2 separate regions of the Homo sapiens genome follow, and region 1 is linked to region 2. The links are chromatin loops, found by intact Hi-C in ENCODE. Cell type or tissue: B cell. All regions are shown on one strand. Links, peaks and the distances in the headings refer to the core of each region. The heading gives the core; the rest is flanking DNA. Region 1 holds the start of GLIPR1 (GLI pathogenesis related 1). Region 2 overlaps OSBPL8 (oxysterol binding protein like 8).

Region 1 (5,389 bases), core at 173-5,172, 1.0 Mb before region 2:
TTTATCTTTGTCTATCCCCACACCCAACACATAGCCCCAGTAGAATAGGTGGCTAGAGGTTTTGGAGCCTAAATGTTTTTGGAATCTAATCAGGAAGTGTGGGATTATAGAAAATTCTATATCATTTCTCCCCAAGAAATAAAAAAGCTCATCATATATATAAATTGATATATTTAGAACAGTATAGCAAGGTTGAGATTTTTCCACATAATATAAATGATTATCTCTAGCTACACAAACTGTTGCTTTTTATAAGACACTTGAGTAAAGCTTGCGGGGATAGAGAGACATAGTCCATTATGCAGTATTACCCACAATACTGAAATTGTGGATATTCCTTTAGTCTTTTATCTATGCATGGGTTTATCAGGCAATGTATATGTATGAATTTGTGCATGATTTTAAAGATCCCATGACTCTCCAAAATAATTGCAGTTTATTTTATTACTATGAAAGATAGCATGTTCTTGCTGTAAAAAAATTAAACGATACAGAGAAGAATTAAAAAGAAAGTTAAAAATCTTTTAAAATGCTACCATGAGTGATGAGCACTAAAAACCAATCTCTCTGTCTTAACACACGTGCATAATTATCAAAGAGATCATGGTGAAGACTTGGGTTAAGAAGTGGAAAAAGTCATAGCAAAGTTCAAAGCCTTCTAAGCAGTGCAGGCTTACATTTGCTTCCAAGTAAAAGTTCCTGTTCTGTGGCAAACCACTTCTCTGGACTTTTGGTGCAAACGTGTAGTGTGAATTGAAAAGTTTTAGAGTTGTAGCTCTAAGGAGCTAACCTGGTCTGCACAATAACACAAAAATCATCTCTGTGACGGCAGACTTTCCCTTTTGCTGATTATTTTCAGGAAAGTAGAGAAAAAATATTAAATCATTTCAAGACCAAGATAACATTGCTCATTCTTGGGAGTTGTATGTGTATAACAGGGATTACGCAAGCAACCAAAAAAACCACTGATTTTGCTTGCTCGTGGGGTTTCCTCTTTCTTGTTGTTGTATTCAAAACTCAGTCTAGCTCACAGAGACCCAGAAGAAGATGAGAAGCAGGCCTTAGACATGGTTACCACTTCAAACTGGAGAAAGGTCTCTTTGTTTATTGTCACTACATTGATCAAAAAGTTGCCTATGAGACCTGGATAAGACACTGCTTATCTCAGATTCCTATAATGTAAAGACATGCTAGTAGAAATTAGGCAGCCTGGACAAAATTTGAATTTATGTATGAGTATTTTTAAGGTTATTTGTGTGTGTGTGGCAATAGTAATTCTGCCTTATGGTTCTGTAATGGTTTTTGTTTGTTTGGTTGGTTGGTTGGGCTTTTTTGAGATGGAGTTTCACTCTTGTTGCCTAGGCTAGAGTGCAATGACAATCTCAGTTTACTGCAACTCCGCCTCCCAGGTTCAAGCAATTCTCCTGCCTCAGCCTCGCAAGTAGCTGGGATTACAGGCATGTGCCACCATGCCAGGCTAATTTTGGTATTTCTAGTAGAGACAGGGTTTCACCATGTTGGTCAGGCTGGCCTTGCACAACTGACCTCAGATGATCCGCCCTCCTCAGCCTCCCAAAGTGCTGGGATTACAGGCGTGAGCCACCGCGCCTGGCCCGTATGTTTGTTTTTAATGATGGGGCCTCGCTCTGTCACCCAGGCTGGATTGCAGTGACCTGACTATAGCTCTTCACAGCCTCAAATTGTGGGGATCAAGCTATCCTCCCACCTCAACTTTCTGAGTAGGTGGGGCTACAGGTGTGCCTGGAATGTTTCTTTACTTTTTGTTTGCATTAGAAATATTTCCCCACCTCATTCCATTTTCCATCTCTCTTAATTTTCTAAAATACACGTGTTTTCTAAAACCAGGTCTAAACCCCACCTACAGCTAAAATCCTCCAATAACTTCCCATGACTTTGGTGATAAAATAAAAAATCATTAGCAGAATTGAGAAATCCTTCCTGATCTGACTCTTAACTTCTCTCCCCCAAGTGGCATGAAAGCATCATTTGGATTCTGAATTCCATGACACCAGGTATCAAGTTTTCTACCAGTCAGAATCACTACTTATTTACAGACCATATTTACAGAGGGAGACAATATGGAGAGGTTCTTGCTCTATTCTTGCCATAACACCATGTCTTCAATTTCACAACTAGATATATAGTTCCTATCCCTCTAATTCCCTTCTCCTCTCCAGCGCTTTTTCACTTGATCAACACCTAGCTGATTCTAGCCTCAGCAAAGACCTCACCTGCTGTATGTAGGCCGGCTCTGCCGTTTCCAGAATGGGTTAAGTATGCTCTCTTGTGTGTCCATATCTACCTGTGCTTTCCTATATCCAGATCTCCAACAGCCCCTGTTGTAACATCCTTGTCATCACCATCTCACAGCTCTTACCACTGTAAGCTCCTTGGGGCCAGTGACTGTGTTTTTATTTCTGTATTACTAAGGTGAATATACAAGGCAGGAATTTAATATTAGCTAGTTCATTTGATCCTGCCAAACCTCTGTAATTAAGGAAGCAGAAAAGGTCCCATAGTCTCATTCAATAGGTGGCTGAGGTTTAGAGAGTTTTGTATCCTGTCCAAGGTCTTACAGCTAGTTAGAAACAGAAACTAAATTCTCAACTTGAGTCCTGTATTCTTTCTACTATTCTCCCTCTCAATCCCTCTCTCTCTTTCTCTCTCTCTCTCTTTCTCTCCCTCTCTCTCTCTCACACACACACACACACACACACATACACGCTTACATGTTTCTACCATCGTGAATGAATTCTAGGTCAAGTTTATGATGTTAACCAGATATTCCAACCACTATGTGTTGATATGACTCTAAAAAGAAAAAGATTTCTGAAAGCATTTTGCGAGGCATTTATAGAAGTAAGAGATATTTTCATTTTATCACCGCAACCTCCATTAAAAATTGGAGACTATTATTCCTGGAGACTTCAGAATTTTCTTTGGAAATATCTCCCAATTCAAAAGGAAGTCTGACACAGCCTCATAAAAATCTATGTCGTAATAGGTGCTGTGTCACTGAAAACCACTGAAAAGACAGGGTTAAGAACACAAAGTGAGCTGCACACCATATATGGAGAAACCCGTTTCTTAAAACTAGTGATGAACTCATGCTCTGTTCTGTTTTCTCAAAGCTGAAGTCGGCTAGGTTTGCAAAGCTGTGGGCTGAGCACTCAGGCAATCACACTCTCAGAAACTGCGGCGGCTCTGGACTGCAGCCTCCCAAGGCTCCATGCCAGACAAAGCATGCGTGTCACACTTGCTACAATAGCCTGGATGGTTTCTTTTGTCTCCAATTATTCACACACAGCAAATATTTTGCCAGATATCGAAAATGAAGATTTCATCAAAGACTGCGTTCGAATCCATAACAAGTTCCGATCAGAGGTGAAACCAACAGCCAGTGATATGCTATACATGGTAAGGAAAATATCATTAATTGTGGCGTCAGTCAGTCAGAAACAACTAATGTGTATTGACTTTGGTGTTAATACCTTCGTAATACTGAATGATTTTTTTTTCATTGTGATTAATGTATGCAGTAAATTCACAGTCTGTGATCAAAACACATCCAGTTTAGCTCTGTCTACCCAACTGTTGTTATAAGCAAGTGCCACAGCACATTTTACTTCTCTTTGGACACTTCCTGTTTTCTGGTTTTCAGTGGATTTTACTTCTCTTTTTGTTATCTTCCTCCCTGTTAATTTTTGTGATTTGGTTTTCTTTTTTTTTTTTTTTTTTTGTCTCTAAATTTACTTTTTTTGCTGCTGACAAAGTACTGAGTTGCTCAGGTAGGCAGAATGGCATCTGGGGAAAGGATGGGATTTTGATTCAGTAAGGCTTGGGATTGAATTTCAGATCTGTGGCTTTAAGCTGGTTTTTAACCTTTCTGAACTTCTTAGGATATGGGCTGTTGTGGTTATGGAATAATGTTGTGAAACACGGCACACACTATTTTGCCCACAATTAGCCTTCAGTGAAATGTCAGTTTTCCTCACTTAGATTCTAAATTCCATGAAACTAAATTGTCACGTTTCCTACCAGCCCTACTCAGTGCTTGAAGACCATATTTATAGAGGACTCATATGCAGTGGTATCTTCTCTCCTTATCTCACCTCGTTTTCCATTCAAATTCCCACTGTACTCACCCCAGTTACATTTCAGATGAACCCCCTATTGTTTAATGTTTATTTTTGCAGACTTGGGACCCAGCACTAGCCCAAATTGCAAAAGCATGGGCCAGCAATTGCCAGTTTTCACATAATACACGGCTGAAGCCACCCCACAAGCTGCACCCAAACTTCACTTCACTGGGAGAGAACATCTGGACTGGGTCTGTGCCCATTTTTTCTGTGTCTTCCGCCATCACAAACTGGTATGACGAAATCCAGGACTATGACTTCAAGACTCGGATATGCAAAAAAGTCTGTGGCCACTACACTCAGGTAAGGATCTGCCCTATATTATCTTGAAACTGTCTTTTCAAGTATGAGGAGAAAAATTGTACTATGAAGTTAAGAAAATGTATAGTATGCTAGTATACCTGTAAATATAAGGGAGTTAAATAGAACAGCCTCCAAGAACAGAAAATAATGCTTGAAAAGTTTAGTTGTGTGAACTAAACACATAATAGGTAATATGTGAGGCCCACCAACTTGGACAGGCTTTGAACAATTCCTGTAACAGCTATTCTCCCATAGGACTTTATTCCATTTGTGAGAAATCAAAGAACCTTATGAGTGAAAGGATTTTCAGGTTCCAGCTGTAGCATGAGTTTTAAATGAAATTTGAGCCAATTGTTTTGGGACTATAAAATTGGAAGAAACAAGACTCTCAGACAGAAACATCAATAAGAACTGATGCTTCCACAACCTCTCATTCTCTCAAACATCGACTGAAAACCTACTGTGTGCCATGCACTAGGCACCACGCACGGTGCTACACAAGGAGGGAGAAAAAGTCAGTCCCAGGCCAACAGAGAGGCCAACGTGTAAACTTATATGAACCATTCTGAGGGTATTCTGCCCCCAGAATCCATATTATTAGTCCCAATAGCCACATTCAGAGCCACCCATTGAGTTTTTTTTTTTTTTTTTAATTTTTACTCAAGCTGATTCTGGCTCCCTAACCCTACCTCACATTTGCAGCATGATGGAAACAACTCTCTAGGGAGCATCTGTCATAATTGTCTTCAGACGCTGCCTTCCTGTCCTGGCTACATTTTGTTTATTTACTGTCACTTCCTGGCCATCCTTGTCAAACCAATAACGTACGGTACTTAACCTATAATTGACTGTTTTGGGGCACAAAAAATCAGTTGAAATGAGGTATGAAGGCAAAAACGTTTCTATCAAGGCAGTTACATTGAAAC
Region 2 (5,389 bases), core at 298-5,297:
GGCAACAGAGCAAGACTCCATCTCAAAAAAAAAAAAAGAAGAATATTACTGGAAGACAACACTATATTCACATCACTTACCTTAATTTCACTCTGCAATTTTGACTAAAAAAAGAAGTCAGATTGTAAATAAGAACAAACTGGTTTAGCTAGTCTGAACTAATCTACACTATAGTAGTCATCAGCCATACCATATAAGGATGTTACAGTCAAGAACAGACTGCATGTATGGCAGTGGTCTCATTAAGATTTACTATGAAGCTGAAAATTTCCCATTGCCTAGTGACATCACAGCCATGGTGACATTGTCAGTTGCGTTTGAACCAGAGGGACTCCATCTTGAATAGGGACTGGGTAAAATAAGGCTGAGGCCTACTGGGCTGCATTCCCAGGAGGTGAGGCGTTCTAAGTCACAGAATGAGATAGGAGGTCTGCACAAGATACAGGTGATAAAGACCTTGCAGATAAAACAGGTTGTGATAAAAGAAGCTGGCCAAATCCCATCAAAACCGAGATGGCAATGAAAATAACCTCTGGTCATCCTCACTGTTTATTATATGCTAATTATAGTATAATGTATTAGCATACTAAAGATACTCTCACCAGCGCCTGACAGTTTACAAATGCCACGGCAACATCAGCAAGTTACCCTATATGGTCCAAAAAGGGAGGAACTCTCAGTTCTGGGAATTACCCACCCCTTTCCCAGAAAACTCATTAATAATCCACCCCCTATTTAGCATATAATCAAGAAGTAACAATAAGTATAAGTAGATGAGCAGCCCATGCTGCTGCTCTGCCTATGGAGTAGACATTCTTTATTCCTTTACTTTCTTAATAAACTTGCTTTCACTTTACTCTATGAATTCACCTCAAATTCTTTCTTGTGTGAGATCCAAGAACCCTCTCTTGGGGTCTGGATCAGGACCCCTTTCCAAAAACAAGGTCAATAGTGCAAAGCAGTACCTTTTCTATGCTTAGTCATGTTTAGACACAGAAATACCATTGTATTACAATTACCTACAACATTCTGTATAGTAAAACATGTTGTACAGATTTGTAGCCTAGGACCAATGGGCTATAGCATATAGCCTAGGTGTGTAGTAGGCTACACCACCTAGGTTTGTGTATTAATAAGTACACTCTCTGATACTCACATGACAAAATTGCCTAACGATACATTTCTCAAAATGTATGCCTGTTGTTAAGTGACCCATCACTGTATCTACAGTAGATTAAATCCTGAAAGAAAATCTAATATAATGAGAGATTATATACATGTGACAATTTCCAAATATCAAGCTAGTACCAACATCCTATTCATACGTACTTTGAAAGAAAAAAATCTAAGTGAATTGCTTGATTAAAGCAGTCTATTCCAAATGGCTTTCGTCAAAATTATTTCAAAATGGTATAGTACATATGCTTCCTAGAGTATACTAATATTTTGGCACCTATGAATTATGTTAATATTTCTTCCATTCTAATACTACCACTATAATAGTAAGAAAAGCAGAAAAATGATGATGATAATAATGGAAGACTGGAAGGCAAACAAAAAGTTGGACACTGATGGACAAGAAGGAAGTGGATTAGAGGTGTGCCGTGCAAGCTATCCCACTGTGTACAACTTTAGGAAGATGGATGAGGAAGACATGCAACAGGGGAGCAGAAGAAACAAACTGAACTAATAATATCAACTATCAGAGAGAAGGGGAAAAAGCACAGTAAGTTACCTAAAAATATAAGGGAAAAGGAGAGCAAAAAATCTAGACAACTCCCTTGATCTTGACTACTTTGGAGCACAAAGGTAGGTAGATATTCCCAAAAACACTGCCTCTTCCCAAAAAACTTCGTAAAAAGCCACTTTTCTCATAGACATTAAATACATACTACTGTGCTTACAGGTGTCTATTTCAAATTCATCATAATTTAGTTTCCATTTATTTAATGACTGCCTAACAGCACATTAAAGCCCAATAAATCACTTAAATTCTGAACTAGAAGGGTGTCCAAATACTTTTCATATCTCCAGATCTAGCAAATCTTATGAAAAACTTAAAACAGAGGTATTGTTTTAGACAGATATATATGTATATACCAATCATCCAACCCAGTGACAAGTTACTAATAAAATGCACAAAGAAAAATGTACTAAAGGTTTTCTTGATCTATTGTTTTATAAATACCTACTACTTATGTAGAGTCCAGGCAAAACTATATCATCAGCATTTTGCCCCGAGGAAACCAGAATACTAACATAAGTTCAATAAAAAACAAGAAATCATTACTATCAAAATTCTCAAGGTACAAAAGAAATTTCATTTCCCATTATCTCTGAACCAACCATTCATAAAATTTACAGTTTATAGACCTTAATACCTATTACTGCTTCACTGTCGGTTATATGTCTTTTGCAGGGCTCAAAACACATTCATCAAATATTATTTATGACTGGGTGCAGTGGCTCACGCCTGTAATCCCAGCACTTTGGGAGGCCGAGGCAGGCAGATCACCTGAGGTTGGGAGTTCGGGACCAGCCTGACCAACATGGAGAAACCCCATCTCTACTAAAAAATACAAAAATTAGCCAGGTGTAGTGGCGCATGCCTGTAATCCCAGCTACTCGTGAGGCTGAGGCAGGAGAATCGCTTGACCCCGGGAGCTGGAGGTTGTGGTGAGCCGAGATCATGCCACTGCACTCCAGCCTGGGCAACAAGAGTGAAACCCCATCTCAAAAAAAAAAAAAAAAATATATTTACCTCTTGCCATATAAGAAGCACTGTTCTAGATTCCGGACATACAGAAAACAAACATCATTGCTGTCATCCAGGAACTTAGTGTATAGCCAAGAGAAAATGAAGTAAACTGATTAGTATAATATACAATGTAATGTCCCTTAAACAAAGGTATGTACATGATGTTACCTAAACCAGTACATAGGGATATTAAATCCAGACTTCTGAGGGTGGTAGAGTGAGAGTCAAAACATTTAGGCAGATTAGGCATTTAGGTTGATTCCGTGTCTTCGCCATTATGAACAGCACTGCAAAGAACTTTCACATGCATGTGTCTTTATGGTACAGTGATTTATATTCCTCTGGGTATATACCCAGTAACGGGACTGCTGGGTCAAATAGTAGTTCTGCTTTTAGCTCTCTGAGGACTCACCATACTGCTTTCCACATGGCTGAGCTAATTTACATTCCCACCAACAGTGTATAAGTGTTCCCTTTTCTCTGCAACCTCAGCACCTGTTATTTTTTGACTTTTTAATAACAGCCATTCTGACTGGTGTGAGATGATTTTGATTTGCATTTCTCTAATGATCAGTGATACTGAGCTTTTTTTCATATGCTTGTGGGCCACAGGTATGTCTTCTTTCGAAAAGTGTCTGTTCATGTCTTTTGCTCACTTTTTAATAGGGTTGTTTTTCTCTTGTAAATTTATTTAAGTTCCTTATAGATGCTGGATATTAGACCTCTGTGAGGTACATAGTTAGCAAATATTTTCTCCCATTCTACAGGTTGTCTGTTTACTCTGCTGACAGTTTCTTTTGCTGTGCAGAAGCTCTTAAGCTTAATTAGATCCCACTTGTCAATTTTTGCTTTTGCTGCGATTGCTTCTGATGTCTTTGTCATAAAATCTTTGCCCGTTCCTATGTCCTGGATGGTATTACCTAGGTCGTCTGCCAGGGTTTATAGTTTTCGGTTTTACATTTAAGTCTTTAATTCACCTTGAGTTCATTTTTATATATGGTGTAAGGGGTCCAGCTCCAATCTTCTGCATATGGCTAGCCAGTTATCCCAGCATCATTTAACTTGTTAAATTTATTTTTATTTTGGGTTTGCTGGTACATGTGAAGGTTTGTTACATAGATAAACACATGTCATGGGGGTTCGTTGAACATATTATTACATCACCCAGGTATTAAGCTCAGTACCCAATAGTTATCTTTTCTGCTCCTCTACCTCATATAACCCTCCCCGCTCAAGTAGACCCCAGTGTCTGTTGTTTCCTTCTTTATGTTCACAAGTTCTTATCCTTTAACTCCCACTTATAAGAGAGAACATGCAGTATCTGTTTTTCTGTTCCTGAGTTAGTTTGCTAAAGAAGAGAGCCTCCAGCTCCACCCATGTTCTCACAAAAGACATGATCTAGTTCTTTTTTATGGCTGTATAATATTCCATGGTGTATATGTACATTTTCTTTTTTCAGTCTGTCACTGATGGGCATTTAGGTTGATTCCATATCTTTGTTACTGTGAACAGCCCAGCACAATTTATTGAATATAAAGTCTTTTTCCCATTGCTTGTTTTTGTCAGCTTTGTCAAAGACCAGATGGTTGTAGGTATGCAGCCTTATTTCTGGGCTCTCTATTCTGTTCCATTTGTCTATGTGTCTGTTTTTCTACAGGTTCCATACTGTTTTTGTTACTGTAACCCTGTAGCGTAGTTTGAAGTCAGGTAACGTGATGCCTCCAGCTTTGTTCTTTTTGCTTAGGATAGCTTTGGCTGCTGGGCTCTTTTTTGGTTCCACATGAATTTTAAAATAGTTTTTTTCTAGTTCTGTGAAGAATACTGATAGTAGTTTGATAGCAACAGCAATGAATCTGTAAATTGCTTTGGGCAGTATGGCCATTTCAATGATATTGATTCTTCCTATCCATGAGCATGGGAGGTTTTTCCATTTGTCTGCATCTTTTCTGATTTCTTTGAGCAGTGTTTTATAATTCTCATTATACAGATCTTTCACCTCCCCAGTTAGCTATATTCCTAGGTATCTTTTTTCTTTTTGTGGCAATTGTGAATGACACTGATGTGGCTCTTGGCTTGGCTGTTTTTGGTGTATAGGAATGCCACTGATATTTGTATATTGGTTTTGCATCCTTAAACTTTGCTGAACTTACCCAAAAGTCATTCAGCAGCATGCTGTTTAATTTTCATGTAATTGCATGGTTTTGAGGATTTTCTTAGTCTTGACTTCTATTTATATTGCACTGTGGTCCAAGAGCATGTTTGGTATGATTTTGGTTCGTTTGCATTTGCTGAGGATTGTTTTATATCCAATTATGTGATTGCTTTCAGAATTTTGAGGATTTTCTTAGTCTTGACTTCTATTTGTATTGCACTGTGGTCCAAGAGCGTGTTTGGTATGATTTTGGTTCGTTTGCATTTGCTAAGGATTGTTTTATATCCAATTATGTGATTGCTTTCGGAGTATGTTCCATGTGGAGATAAGAAGAATGTATATTCAGTTGTTTTAAGGTGGAAAGTTCCATAGAGGCCTGTCAGATCCATTTGATCTAATGTTGAGTTCAGGTCCTGAATATCTTTAACTTTCTGCCTTGATGACTTGTCTAATACTGTCAGTGGAGTGTTGAAGTCTCC

What was found. Hi-C counts contacts between places; a loop is a spot of excess contacts. Peaks named below come from ENCODE experiments on the same cell type or tissue, not always from the same donor. Only the 100,000 strongest peaks of a DNase experiment are listed, where the experiment ranks them.
Region 1: it touches region 2 in a loop (10-fold over the local background); 1 of 110 quality-filtered maps calls a loop at or near these places.

What each region holds. Positions count from the first base shown.
Region 1 is chr12:75,477,617-75,483,005 of GRCh38, forward strand. GLIPR1 (GLI pathogenesis related 1) reads left to right here and starts at 3,139. Exons shown (of 6, transcript NM_006851.3): 1 at 3,139-3,438; 2 at 4,218-4,463. The coding sequence starts at 3,265. In B cell, for the core only: no CTCF peak of the experiment used is centred there; DNase peaks (open chromatin) are centred at 975, 2,595, 3,275, 3,615 and 1 weaker place; H3K4me3 peaks cover 3,788 bases; H3K27ac peaks cover 5,000 bases.
Region 2 is chr12:76,508,147-76,513,535 of GRCh38, forward strand. The region is part of intron 1 of OSBPL8 (oxysterol binding protein like 8); the gene reads right to left. Among named protein-coding and RNA genes, the nearest start is that of OSBPL8, 49 kb to the right of the region's middle. In B cell, for the core only: no CTCF peak of the experiment used is centred there; a DNase peak (open chromatin) is centred at 3,175; H3K27ac peaks cover 1,391 bases.